Regions from separate parts of the Homo sapiens genome. Here region 2 is linked to region 1. Evidence: read pairs that join two places in POLR2A ChIA-PET (ENCODE). Cell type or tissue: OCI-LY7. All regions are shown on one strand. Links, peaks and the distances in the headings refer to the core of each region. The heading gives the core; the rest is flanking DNA.

What was found. Peaks named below come from ENCODE experiments on the same cell type or tissue, not always from the same donor. Only the 100,000 strongest peaks of a DNase experiment are listed, where the experiment ranks them.
Region 2: POLR2A ChIA-PET joins it to region 1 with 7 read pairs; 1 of 35 experiments calls an interaction of 5 or more read pairs at or near these places.

Annotation. Positions count from the first base shown.
Region 1 is chr10:96,291,011-96,295,414 of GRCh38, reverse strand. No RefSeq gene overlaps it. Among named protein-coding and RNA genes, the nearest start is that of DNTT, 11 kb to the left of the region's middle. In OCI-LY7, for the core only: a CTCF peak has its summit at 1,961; DNase peaks (open chromatin) are centred at 1,654, 1,934 and 2,244; H3K4me3 peaks cover 1,832 bases; H3K27ac peaks cover 4,000 bases.
Region 2 is chr10:96,692,794-96,697,197 of GRCh38, reverse strand. The region is part of intron 2 of PIK3AP1 (phosphoinositide-3-kinase adaptor protein 1); the gene reads left to right. Among named protein-coding and RNA genes, the nearest start is that of PIK3AP1, 26 kb to the left of the region's middle. RefSeq lists a silencer at 1,640-1,689. In OCI-LY7, for the core only: no CTCF peak of the experiment used is centred there; a DNase peak (open chromatin) is centred at 1,707; H3K4me3 peaks cover 2,390 bases; H3K27ac peaks cover 2,961 bases.

The DNA of each region.
Region 1 (4,404 bases), core at 151-4,150:
AATCTCATATTCAATATTTTTAAATTGTGGAGGTAATAGTTTATAATTAGGTGCTAAATGGTGTGATTATATTTAACTGAAATGTTTTAACTTGGTGAAAAAGGGCCTAGCTCCTTTCCAAAGCTTCTGAGAGAGCAGATTACTTATTCTCAGCGGAAGTAAACCTATGTACTACTAGTAAATCTCAGCTCTATTAGAAAGGGCAGAAGAGTGTCCAACAGAAAGAACTTCTACTGGAGGAAGAGGTTTGCCTTAGATAACTTAGGAGGAGGGCACAGGGAGAGAAGGGGAAGAGTGCCAGGAAAATCCAAGAGGAGGCTGGCAGCTCTTAGAGGAAAACTAGGTAAATTCCACACATTGGAGTCTCCCAGATCACCAGGGTGTCTTAGTCACTTCAGGATGCTGTAACAAAATTACCAGAGAAGTTTATTTCTCTCCATTCTAGAGTCTGGGAAATCCAACATCAAGGTGCCAGCTGAAAAGTTTCCTGGTGAGGGCACTAGCTCTGGTTTGCAGATGGCCACCTTCTTGCTGTATCCTCACATGGTGGGGAACGAGATCATCTCTCTCGTGTTTCCTCCTTTAAGGGCACTAATCCCGTTCAGGAGGGCTCCACACTCATGTCCTAATTACTCCCAAAGGTATAACTCCAAATACACCTAATCTCAAATGGGGGATTAAGGCAAAAACATGTGAATTTGTGGATGAAACAAACATTCAGCCCAGAGCAATGGATACAAAGCAAAAACAAACAAACAAAAACCCAGTTTGCCTGTTACATGAATACATTGTTACATAAATATTTGTTCTCTGTGTAGAACTTTGGTTCACAACCCTGGCTACACAATAAACTACCTGAGTTTTTAAAATATCAGTGAACAGGCTCCATTGCACACTAATAGAATCTGAATCCCAAAGGGTGGGGGTGGGGGTGAGTATTCATGTTTTTTACAAACTCCATAGTTATCCTCCTGTGCCACCGACCTTGAAAAACCACTGGTTTAGAATATTTGTTGAGCACGGCTGAGATGGATAACTCCAGTTGTCCTCCTTCATGTAAAGCTAAAAAGATAGAGAGGCATAGACTCCTTCCCTACTCTCTATTGATATTTGGGTTTGTTAAATTAAACAACTACTTTTAATTGGTGAGGCATTTTCCTTTATAGTCTGGACAACTCAAACTTGCACCACCAAGCCCTTGCCAGATGGCAGAAAGCAGGGCATTGGAAGGTATTTCCTCCCTGTTGAGTACCAGCTCCACTTCACCAGCCAACCCATGAGACAGTGTTCTACAATGCCACAAAGACAAATAGCCACATGCGTCTCCCATGTACCCGGATACCACCTTGAAGGGAAGGGACAGAACTTTGAAAGATATTACATTTCCTGAAGTTATCAAAGCAGAGAAAACTGAATTATCTGATGGGACAGTTAAAACTATTGGATTGGACTGAAATGGCAAGATGGAACTAAGCTTTAGTTCTTTTCCCACATCCCAGCAAGAAGAAAGTAAATCAGCTCTTCTATAGACAAAATAACAAAGCTCACATTTTCTCTGTATACATAAGGAAAGGTGAGGGATTTTGGACCCTGAAACATGAGTTTATGAATATACACATGCATACATCCATTTGCATGTGCATATGTGGATATGCACATTCACGCACTGTAGACCAAGGCAGAGAAAACTAGGACTTAAGAGTGCAGCCAACAGTGGGCTGCACCTGGCGTGTTCTGGGATTCTGGTGGCAGAGAAGGAATACCGGCTTCTTGGGAGCAAATCCTGACATACAAGTGTGGGAAATGCGGCAAAATGAAACTTGTTGAGCGCTGTTGACAAGACAATTTTTCTGGGAACTAGTGCAGTCATTCAGTGAGCCGGCCAGACAGAGCAGAGTTCATTTCAGATGTTTCTATTGTCCCAGACATGGGAGTTCTACTTGTCACCATTTGGTGTCAGTATTTTCTATCCTAAAAGTCCTCTGGGTTATAAAGCAAAGGCCCTGTTGGAGAAAGTCTGGAGTATTTTACTGTGAATAACTAACTTTATTTCAGAAAATTTTAATATTCCTTTTAGCCTTCACTGCTTTGTTTTCTGCTTTGTAATTGTTTTTCTTTGTGCAGAAAAAAGGCAGCATTCTCTTTATCTGCAAAGGCAAACATCAGAATTACACCATTCATTCATTTGACCAACAAATCTTGAGGACCAGCATCTTGTAACACAAGTCCCTCCACCTACAGAGCTTTTCGGATTCTAGAGGGCAACATGCTCAGGGCAGAGGCAGGTGTTGGAGGCAGCAGTTCTGTAGAAAGAAAAGCTAGCCCTGGCTTTGAGCCTGGTTTTGCCACTTAGCAGCTATGTGGCTGTGGGCAATAAACTTAACCTCTCTGAGCTGCAGTCTCTTCATACATAAAACATACATAATAAACACTTTTCTTCCAATTTTATCATGAAAATTAAAGAAGTTGAGGGATGCCTAGGCAGAGCACAGGGGATGTTTAGGGCAGTGAAGCTACTCTGTATGACACTTATAATGGTCATTATACGTTTACCCAAACCCAAAAGCGAACCCTCCTGTGTAAACTACAGAATTTGGGTGGCAATGATGTATCAGCGTAGGCTCACCGATTCTAACAAATGTACCACTCTGGTGGGGGACGCTGGGAATGGGGGAGGCTATGCATTTGTAAGGGCACAAGGTGTGTGAGATATCTCTTTACCTTCTGCTCAATTTTGCTGTGAACCTAAAACTGCTCTAAAAAATAAGTCTGTTTTTAAAAATTGAATGTGTTACAATGGTATGTTTGTTGCAGAACTATTCACAACAGGAAAGATATGAAATCAACCTAAGTGTTCATCAATGGATGATTGGTTAAAGAAAATGTGATATATATGAAATATACAATGGAGTACTACTCAGCCACGAAAAAAAGAATGAAATTATGTCTCTTGCAGCAACATGGATGGAACTGGAAGCCACTATCTTAAGTGAATAACTCAGACACAGAAAGTCAGATACTGCATGTTCTCACTTACAAGTGGGAGCTAAATCTTGTGTACACATGGACCTAAAGAGTGGAATAATAGACATTGGATACTTGGAAGGGTGTGGGACAGAGGGGGAGATATTATAAAATTACTGAATGAGTACAATATATACTATTCAGGTAATGGCTACACTAAAAGCCTGGACTTTTTATAACTATTATATCCATGTAACAAAACAACACTTACACCCCCTAAATCTATAGGAAAATTTAAATATTAAAAATGGAAAATGTTACTTGCATTCATAGGTACATATTAAATAGCTGTTTAATGTGTAGATAGAGGCTGCTCTGGTTGTGTAGTCTTCCAGCTCTGGACTGTGCCAATAGCATGGGGTTTGGAGTCAAATCCAAGTTCTATCATTTACACTTGATGGCATTTTGATGACAGATAATTTGCTTAAATCCTCTATATGTGCATTTAAATTTGTATAGCTATTGCCAATCTGCAAATTGCTCTCCATTGACAATGTACCAGTTTACACTCAGATTACACACCGGAGAGGTGATGGGCCCGTTGTCTCACGCTCATCACACATGGTGTACTCTCAAACTTTGGGTTGCTTGCAAATATGAAATGTAGAAGAAGCTATCCCAGTGGAGTTTTCATTTGCTTTTTCTTCAATATGAGTGAGGTTGTGCATCTTTTCATCTATTTAAGGGCTACGAGTATTTCTATAAACCATCCTTTCTATCTTTTGCTTATGTTTTATTGGGTGTGTGTGTTTCCTTATTTATTTGTGTGATTTGCTTATATATGACAAAATTAGTCTTCTTCCTGAGTATAGGTTTCAAATACTTCCCCCGATTTGTTTTCTGACTTCTGACTTGGTTAATGGTGGTGACTTTTAAACATGCAGATCTTTTAAATGTAGTCAAATATATCAATCTTATTCTTTATGGCTTCTCTGTTTGTGTCATACTTAGCCCTTTCCCACTCAGAGATTCTAAACCCTAAGCAGCAGCGGGTGGGATGGGGTGGAGTGGGATGGTGAGGGATGGGAATGATGTTCTCTTCTAGGTTTTTTAGGGATTTATTTTCACATTTAAATCTTTAATCCACTGGAATTTATTTTTGTGTAACAAGTGAGGTATTGGATCCAAGTTTCTCTTCCCCCAAGTAGCTTCCTACTTGTCCTAGATTCTTTTATTAAATAATCCATATTTTCTCCACTTATTTAAAACCTAGTTAACTTTTGAAAGAATACACGAAGGTCCATGACTTCTAAATTTGGCAGCAGGAGGAGGTCTAAGCTGCAGAATGTTAGATGAGGCTCTTAGCTCTTTCTGAATTGTATCTGTTGTTATTTGGAAAAAGAAGAAATAAAAGTGCATTGATCTGAAAATTTAATTCAA
Region 2 (4,404 bases), core at 204-4,203, 400 kb before region 1:
AGAGAACAGCTACTTATCACGGAGTCATATTTTGACTCTTGTCAAATTTAGGCTGATGTCTTCTTAGGTTACTACAATCTTTATGACAATCAGTAAGAGAATAAGGGTGTGTATTTCCAGATTACAGAAACTGGTTGAGCCACCTGAGGCAATTCACTTGGCCACTCTGTATCTATTTTTGTTCTCTTTAAAATGCTTATGGGAAAAATATGTTGACATCTCAGACATTTACAACCATGAAATTTCTTAATTCCAACTATGTGTGATTTTACATACCTTGCATTTCATTACTGGGTCTCGATCTAATATTTTTCCAAATCCTATCAAGGTATGGTAGTGTATTCACTTCAGCTAACAAATTATCCTTCACAATAGAATTTTAAATGAAACTTTAAATGCATTAATAATAACTTTCTGTTTATGGACATTAGCTCAAGTTGAGTCTTAGGAGTATATCACATTATACCATTATCTGTGTGGATATGAAGGAATGTATGTATTTAACATTTTACATGTACTGTTTACTATGGTCTGCATGAAGATTTATGCATGTGGGTTCATAGAAAGATAATGGGGGCAGAGGAAATGGGGGTAAATATGCATTACAGAATGGGTTTGTTAATTTCCCTGTTATTACAGGATGTTTTCGCAGCTTTTCAATTTGGTTTCCACCAGCCATTCACATGACCCAGAGTAGGTCTGAGATGGCCCAGGAAAGAGGATGATTTAATGCCTTAAATGATTCTTGATCTGCCCATTGGAGAAATTATTGAAACCACAATAGGGCTTGTCATATGGTCTTCATTCTGGGCAGAAAATTTTCAGTTTCAGCCAGTTTGGTAAAATTTAGACTGAAATAGGACAGTTGGTTTTCTAAGACACAGAAAAATTAACAAAATCAGTAATTGATCAAAATTGCCTGTTCTGTGGGGAAAAACTTGGGGACTTTTAAAATTTTCACTGTTTACGTTTAGAAAAACAATACTGGTCTCTTACTGACAATGTTTTATGTGTGGTAGATGCCTAGTAAATGGTGGTTGGATGGATGACTGGAGGAGTGAGTATATTCATGAGTTATTATCCATTTTCCTAACTCTTGGGACCATTTTGAATGTCCCAGTTGCAGAAAAGATGTCCCTCCCATGAGCATCTTATGTAGAGGCTTGATGCCCTTTGGATTGTCAACCATTTCCATGGAGCAAATTTGTCTTCGGTAACATAGGGTGTTTCTAAACAGAAAATTACTCTTCAAGTTCAAACAGGAGCCTACACAGCACATGTATTTTTCTGTGTCCATACTTAAAAATGTGCCAGATACAACAACCTGTCCCACAGAAGAATTAAGTATGCCAGTCTAGGAGCTAGTTAACAATTGGAATTGTTAGTTCCTTGGGATATGTATAGGTCTGTCTCTGCAGAGATTAAATTGGCTGTGTCTTTTTTTTTTTTTAAAGGAGAGCATAAAAGTGAGGCAATCTATAGAGTTTTGGAGGAAACCTCTAGAATTGGGTTAGTCATTTTGGGAATTCCTTGGTACTTTTTCTTCTGGGTTTATAACTTCTGAATATGTGCATCTTCTCCATCACCATTAAGAAGTCAGACCATCTTAGGTTCTTATTTAAGAAAATGCTGGTTGAATATGCCTATTTTGTCTACCAGCTTGCCAGTTTCACAGACTGCTGGTTTACTCTCCAACATCTGATAACACAGGAAATAGCGGGGGAGGCTGATGATGAAATGAAAATGCTCTACTTTTAAATTAGACTAAAATAAGTTTCTTTTTACATGTACAGCTAATGTTTGAGGCTGTAGTTGCAGTTAAAGCTTGCAATAAGATAGGAAGGACGTTCATCATAACTAGCAGATAGAATAATATTAGCACTAGCAGTTGACTCGGCTTTTAGAGCATGTGAAATGTGGGAAAACATTTCTGTTGCAGGATCTGGCATTTAGTATTCCAAACAGAACCAACCTGTTAACTTGTTCTGAACCAGGGTTTTCCTTTTATTTTCTAAAATTTTCTGAATATCCTTGCTCAAAGCCTGAGTTTGTTGCCAGAAAAGATCTCTGACTGTGATTGTGTTTTTGTGTTATAGATTTTTTTCTGGAAAAATGTAATGCTGAAATAACTGTATAGTTATTTGGCAGACTAAATATTTATTTTTATTTTGTAGTCACTTGAATTAGGAATCCCCGTAGGTTATAGAAATCCTTTAAAACAGTGTTTTGCCCTAGTCTTTCCCATGGTCCGGGGCATGCATGTGATTAAAACTTGCCCATACTCTGCAAAACAATCTAGCTTTAGAGTCTTTGATGGGGAAACAGAGGCAAGAAGCCATTGAGTCAACAAGATGGAAATATGGAATATGAACATTAGAAAAGGGCCAGTGCAGCACTTTGGGAGGCTGAGGCGGGAGGATTGCTTGAGCCCAGGAGTTTGAGACCAGCCTGGGCAATATAGCAAGACCTCCATCTCTACAAAAATAAAGTAAAATAATTATCTAGGCGTGGTGGCATGCACCTGTGGTCCCAGCTACTTGAGAGACTGAGGTGGGAGGATCGCTTGAGCTCAGGAATCCAAGACTTCAGTGAGCTAGGACAGCCCCACTGCACTCCAGCCTAGGCAACAGAGGGAGACCCTGAAAAAAAAAAAAAAAAGAAAGAAAGGAGGGAGAGAAGGGAAGCGAAGGGGAGGGGAAGGGAGGGGAGGGGAGGGAAGGGAAAAGGAAACTTTGGGATCATCTGGACTAATCCCTTTAGTTTAAAATGAACAAAGTAGGACCCAGAGGGGTTAGATGACTTGCCCAGTATTACACAGTTAGTGGCATAGATGAGACTGTAAATTTATGTTTATATTCATCAAATATTTATTGAGTTTATGGAGTGTCTGCCATGGGTGCAGCACTGTGCAAGATCCAGGGGAGACTTGATGAAAAAGTCAGATGCACCCCCTGCCATTGTGAAGTTTATGTGTCCTAGCAGGAGAGGGACACTAAACAGTGTTACCCTATTACTTAATGCCAGGAGTATCCAGAGGTATGAAGGATGCTCCCTTTGAATCATAAAGCAGACCTGAGATATCATGGGGGCCTCTTTGATAGGTCCTTACAGCATCCTTTAAAGAAAAAAATGACTGTCCTGAGCAACCATCTTGAAAAAGAGAAGAAAAGGCCCAGCTTGTAATTATGGCAAATGTTACATGCTTGGCTATTTAATGGTATCCTAGAGCCCAGGTTAACTATGGCTTTCAGGCAGGGCAGTCATTTTTTCATAGTAGTAATTAGGACTATCTAAACTTTTAGAGTAGCTTTATTCAAGCACTTAATTTTAAAATTAGCATTTTACTTCTTAAGTTTGTAGACAGCAGTGATGCTGATGTGCATATATTAATATGTTCCCGCAGTTTGCAGATTTTACATTCTAAATGTGTGTCTGTTGCAAAGTAATAAGGATCAATATAAAATTCTGCACAGAGTCCAACAGTTGCACAAGAACAGGATAAAGGGATATGTATTTTAAGAGTAGCATATGTAAGATCTGGTGGCTTTAGTTGAAGACATGAGTCAACAGAGCAATGTCACTTCCAAGAAAGTGTTACGTGAAGGTTTATGAACAGAAGTATTGGCATCAGAGAAGAAGCTCTTCCTCTACCCTGCATTTGTCAGCTTATCTGGAGAAGTATTCAACATTTTAGTGGCAGGCTGAACGAGGAGTACACACACAAATCATCCATCCATCCATCCATCCATCCATCCACTCATCTATCTATCCAACTATTCATCTTTCCATCTATCCATCCAGTTATCCATCCGTCTGTCCATCTGTCCAGCCATCCATTCATTTATTCGCCCATTTTGTTTATTGTCCCTTTAACAGAATGGAAGCCTCCCTCAGAAGAGCAGGGTGGGGTGGGAAGTTGGGGGGATTGCTCACTGCTGTCTTCCTGGGGCCTGTAACAGTACTTGACATGGCAGGCCCTCAATAAATTGTTGAACGACTGAATAGAATGAATGTGAGAATTTCAAATTCTGTCAGATGAGAAATAGTTGAAGGAAGTGAACTTGTTGTAAAGAAAAGTTTTATTGGAGCCACGAGAACTATCAGAGTTTTGAAGGCCTGTCACATGGAAGAACAGAGGGGCAGGGCCTTTTCTATGTTTCTACAGTGGACAGGGCAAGGAGCAATGGATGAAAGCTGCAACAATGGCAGGAATGGCAACAAGGCAGGTTTAGGAAGCCCTCATAATCTGAAGACAACTGATCCTGGGAAAAGCTCATTTAAGGTAGATACAATTAAGCCTGGGTTAAAATTTCATAGTAAATACAAAAATAAATTCTTGATTGGGACTTTTATTTTGAAAAACAAAACTGAACATTAAGAAAATAAGTTTATTTATTATATTAA